Regions from separate parts of the Homo sapiens genome. Here region 2 is linked to region 1. A link is a loop called in an ENCODE intact Hi-C map of the cell type or tissue named here. Cell type or tissue: CD4-positive, alpha-beta T cell. All regions are shown on one strand. Each heading gives the region's core, and the rest is flanking DNA. Links, peaks and the distances in the headings are about the cores only.

What was found. Peaks named below come from ENCODE experiments on the same cell type or tissue, not always from the same donor. Only the 100,000 strongest peaks of a DNase experiment are listed, where the experiment ranks them.
Region 2: it touches region 1 in a loop (11-fold over the local background); 49 of 110 quality-filtered maps call a loop at or near these places.

Annotation. Positions count from the first base shown.
Region 1 is chr11:34,996,612-34,999,432 of GRCh38, reverse strand. No RefSeq gene overlaps it. Among named protein-coding and RNA genes, the nearest start is that of MIR1343, 56 kb to the right of the region's middle. In CD4-positive, alpha-beta T cell, for the core only: CTCF peaks have their summits at 1,197 and 1,396; DNase peaks (open chromatin) are centred at 992 and 1,372.
Region 2 is chr11:35,237,028-35,239,848 of GRCh38, reverse strand. No RefSeq gene overlaps it. Among named protein-coding and RNA genes, the nearest start is that of CD44-AS1, 23 kb to the right of the region's middle. RefSeq lists enhancers at 1,668-1,737, 1,748-1,817. In CD4-positive, alpha-beta T cell, for the core only: CTCF peaks have their summits at 1,320 and 1,520 (motif pointing right); a DNase peak (open chromatin) is centred at 1,538.

The DNA of each region.
Region 1 (2,821 bases), core at 169-2,668:
AAAAGTCTTGATTTTAAGAGTATGCAAACTTGGGAAACAAAGTTACATACAATCACCAGTAGTTCCACTGGGAAGAATAACTTAAGTTATGGTATTAAGTACCATCTTATAAGTTCCTGATATACCATTCCCCATCAGACTGATGAGCTACTAAGTGCAATTTATGAGATTAAAAATTTAAATTTAACATCTTACATTTCCATAATACTTTATGCTTTATAAAGTGATATAATCAATGTTATTCCACTTGATCACAAGAGTCTTATATTTAAAAGGCTCATCTTTTAGTAATAGGAGTAACAGAATTTCATAAACTAAGAAATTTTAAAATATACATTTTAGGTATTAAAAAAAGCAAATCATGACTAATTAATGATTTTGCTAAAAGTTTCTCAACTTTTAATGAAAACCCATTTTCCTTAATGGTATGTATCATACAACAGAGGTTAAACTGAGAGATTCACAAAACATTCATTTTCCCAGGAAGAAAGCTGCTTGGACTTGTTGCAAAAAAAGCAAAGATACGGATAAAATGTGAAAATAGAATTTATATGATCAAAGAAACAAAAGACTGCTATTGAGAGGCTAATAATTTTTCAAAATACATCTGTAAACCTTACAGTTTCAATTAAATGGTGTTTCAATATTACAAGTCTAGACAAACCATATCCTCCCTCCAACCCTGTTTGCCCCCCATCTCCTGAAACCAATGGAGACACACACACATTTTTGTAATATAAAACTATGTAAAAGGATTTTATAGAAAGACTATTGCCTTTTCCATTCACAAAAAGTTTAAATGTCTACTGAAATACACTATTTGCTGTACATAACTTACTGGAATCTTATTCGTTTTCATATTGGTGAACGTGAGCCATGGAGGACTAGTGTTTTGGATGGGAAATTCTATCACTGTTCCTGCATTATCTGACTGAATACATCTACCCCATATATTCATAAGACACCTCATAGCATGGTAACATGCCAACTTTTACCCATTTCCTCCTTCTTTAAAGACACTGACCTAGTGCAGATCCTAATCAACTTATACTTTCATTATGGCAAAATCTTCCAGTTCTTTTCTGATGACTGCTATCCTCTCCCTGTTTTGACCTACTGACTTGCACATTATGGCCAGACTGATAAAAGTAAATCTGCACTGTTACTTCCTTCTTCAAAAATCAGTAAAAGTTTCCCACTAATAGCATCCCATTTAAATTAATGGTTAATTCTTACCGGCCATACACTTGATTCTTTCACTTCTTCACTTCACCTGAGACAAAGTCCATCATAATGCAGTATGTGCGGGACACGTTTTCCTTGAAAACTAAGATTTAAGTGCCAATTTAACTTTTCTCCCACACTTTCACTACAATATATTAACTTACAGCACCACCTATCTTTCAATAAAAGCTTAACCAAGAACTAGATTTACATTTAGCATAATGCCCTTAGGCTGGCTGATACAATTTAGTGTAAAATTAAGTCCAAAGTGCAAAATATTTTTTAAAAATCTAAAAATAAAAGTTTCATTCGACATTATATAAAATACCCATTAAGAGTATATATAAAGTTCTCAGTAATGTTTAAAACCAAGGACTCTGGCCAGTCGTATACCAATGACTTAAATTTAGCACAAAATAGTGAATGTAACTAAAAATTGCAATCAGCGAGCAGAGCCAGTTTGACTTATAAATTCTAATATTCATTGATATTTTCACATCCAAGTGTTAACTGGAATGTGTGTTGCCTTTTCCTTAGAAGTACTCCCAATATTTTGGTCATTTTTTCTGTTCAAACAAGAAACAAAAATGAAGAGGCAGAAATTTTTTTTATATCCTCTCAGTGTGATACCTATCTATTTTAAATAAATTAGTAGTATAATGTGGAAGGGGCCTGGTAGTGTAGCACACAGTTCAAACCAAGTATACCATACTCCTTTCTCAGTGTTATTCTTTGATCTCAAACTACAACAAAATTCTTTTTAGAAATGAAAACTTCCTTAATCTAAACCACCTCATCAGTATAGAAATACCAGAGACAATATTTTTGGTCAGAATGAACAAGCATTTGTACCAGAAGCTGAGAAGTCAAACCATGAGAGGCAGGTGATTATATGAAAAGCCTGGTTGTGAGGTCCATGAATTAAAACATCTTAAATTTATACAGCGATTTCCCTTGTACAGTTCAACTCTCTAAGGCAGGCTGAGTAAATATTAATGCCCATTTCACCTATAGGGAAACAGATGCACTACTGCTTATGTACGTCAGTTCATGAAAAGCAGAACTCTGAGTCAGGCTTATTTATGGCTGCCTCATCATGTTCTGTTCCTCAGATATAAAAATTAAAATGAACAAACAAACAACAACCACAACAAAAACAACGGCCTAGCACAGTAGCTCATGCCTGTGTAATCCCAGCACTTTGCGAGGCCAAGGTGGGTCGACTACTTGAGCCCAGGAGTTTGGGACCAGCCTGAGCAACATGGCAAGACCCTGTCTCTAAAAAAAAAAAATAGAAAAATTAGCCAGGCATGATGGTGCATGCCTTTAGTCCTTAGCTACTCGGGAGGCTGAGGGAGGAGGATCACTTGAGCCTAGGAGGTCGAGGTTGCAGTGATCTGTGATCCCAGCACTGCACTACAGCCTGGGCCACAGAGCAAGACCCCATCTCAAGAAAAAGTAGTAATAATAATAATAATTTCGATTAAAACTGACCTTGGAAATAATGTAACATAAAAATTATTTTGAAAATAGCCTTTGGTTATAATTTTCAGTGTAACTGTTAATATGACAAAAGTTTTGAAGACTATTTTTTTTA
Region 2 (2,821 bases), core at 57-2,556, 240 kb before region 1:
GTATGACATAAACCATTTTCTCCTACTCATTTTGACACTCTTACTAGCAGAATTAAATACCCTGGACTTATTATGCTAAAAGAGCATTCTCCCACCTTGCCTCTGAGATAGTTTATCAGACACCTCATTGTTATTTGACAATAAAGAATATCTTGTCCAAGTCGTACTTCCCTAAACCCTGGAGGCAGAGGGGAAGTCTCAGTTCATTCAGTCACAATGATAAGACTTAAAATGTAATCCCTTTGTGTGGTTCATCAACGAGATTAGATGATATTTTTTGGAACAGAAAACATTTCTAGCATAAAATTTCTGGGAATAAAGAATTTTCTAGAAAATGGATGTCTTATTGTCTACCTTTCTACAGAAATGAAGTAGACAATTACTTTTGTATTTTTAATGTTGAATTCTTTTTAAGGAACAATAAAAGGCAGAAAATAAGCCAGTCTCTTGTTTGAGTAGTCCTAGATTCTTTTAGGAAATTTCTTTAGCCAAGAGCTTCTTTGTAAATGAAAACTGAGAACCAAAGTTTGGCATATTATTAAACTTTTCCTCAAACATCAAATGAACAAGTAATCTGTGCCACACTTAGAATCAACTAATAGACATAAAGTGATTTACAGTCCCCAATAATTTTGACACTTGTTTAATAGCTCACTAATTTTGATGCCAGCCTTCTTTAAGAACTGAAATGAAAACTATTCCTGTTAAAAGAGTCAGTATGTTCAGGCAGAAGCAGTGTGGCATAGGAGTTAAGAGAGCATGTTCTAGGTCTGGGCTGTTTACATTGGCAGACTGCTCTGCCAGTTACTAGCAGAGTGACTATGCTTCCTCTGCCTTAGTTTCCCCATCTGTAGATGCAACATAATATGGTACTTCATCTCACAAGGTTGTGCAGAGTATCATTTCCGTTTTCTTATTTTAGCATGTCTGTACCAGGCACTGTTTTAAGATCTTTCAGGTATTATCTTGTTTAGTTCTGATAACTCTGTAAGCTATGTTCTACGATTACCTGTTAAACCACAGAGAGGTTAAATAACTTAATTTAGTTAACACATGCAACATGCTTAAGACAGTGCCCAAGTAGATAGCAAATGCTCAATTTCAGCCATTATAGATCAATATTCTATCTATCCCTCTGTCATAGCAGGTTCTTGGCTACAATTATCTGTGTCCTTCAGACAAGGATCTGTAGCGCAGCAATGGCGCAATGCCTGGCATATAGTAGATATTCAGTAAATGACGTTTAAATTGCAACTAATGAATGTTTCCTTCTTTTCATGATCTATAAATCCTTTTCAAAACACAAAATGTAGTTTAAAAAGAAAACGTGGACCATCAGTTATTCCCCAACCGTTTGTCCCAACTCAGGCAACCCAGTTCCATTCCCATTCCCACTCCCCACTAAGCCTTGAGTGCAAGGATGCCCACCTTCACCCTCTTCTTTCTGGTTTTACCTTGAGGATTCGAGAACGGAAGTCAGGCGGAAGGACTCAGTTTCTACGAAGACAAAGGGCATGTTGTAAAGCATCCACTAGGGGGCGCATTATCAACAGGGCAGAGAAGGCCAACAAGATGGTTGAAAACGAAGTTTCTGCAAAGGACGTGAACCTTGATGGGAAAATTTTCATTACTCTCATCCTTGGCTTGACAGATGAACACATTGCACTTTTCTCAGTCAGCTTTTACACAAAGGTCTAAATTTTGTCCAAGGGGGAAGTGATCTAAAACAGGGAGTCGGAGGTCCCTTGCCTATTGAGAGAGGTCCCAGCTTGCCACTGCCCTGAGGGAGAGTACAGCGCAGCCAATGACTCTGCTGCCCAGACCAGACTTTGTAGTTCTGAGTTGCTGTGCCTCCAAGCCCAGTGAAAGGGATTGAGAGAGTGGAAGAGAAGTAAAGTGTGGCCAAGACAACTTGCCCTGGAAGTGCAGCCAGCAAAACCCATTGAGGTTTGGAAGAGAGATGCTGTCCTTATTGAGACGCTTTTGAGTTTACTTTATACTTATTATGATTTAAATATCTGCTATATGCATAGACAGTCCTTATTAAATAGCTACTAACTTTCTTTCAGAACAATTGTTTGAAATCTTACTCTTCTTTGCATCCCTCTGACAGTTTACCCCTCTGACAGCTTTTCTTCACATTTCTCTCTTCATTTCTTAATGAGATTTAAAGAATCCTAGAAGAGGCGAAAATAAAAAGTAAATCTCTCACTGAACTCTAGTAACCCAAGCTGAAATTTGAAGCCCTTAGCCTTTATTATTGAAAACCTGTCTCTCCACTTCTGCATGGGTGAGTTCCCAAGGTCAAGGATCTTCAGAATCTCCAGAGCTAGGCCCTTGAAATTTCAATCTCATTTCTTCTCTCTCCCTATCTAGGGGTCACCTTGAAGGTTGGCTCTGGCAGAGCCTTTGTGTTATAGATGTTGGCAATAATAAACCTGCATATTCCACCCTTCCCCAGAAAACAGGAGTGGGAATCTCTTCTTCTTTTTGATACTATTTGGAAATCTTAGGGTGGGAGAGGGTAGGCTTTTCAGACCCCAGTGCTTAAAAGGGTTTGGGAGAGGTTCAGAAATTTTTGGAACACCTCTGACTTCTCCCAAATCATGGTTCATATTCTTTCTAGACCCCTACTGTGTATTCACACAAAAGTGATTAAGATAGCAGAAATGAGGGAAGGAAACCTATATGCGTCTACTATATTCCATCATTTTACAGATATTATCTCATTTAACCCCCCAGCATTCTTTCCGGTAGAGATTATTATTCCTGCTTTACCGATGAGGAAACCGAGGCACAGAACTGTTCAATAATTCGTGTA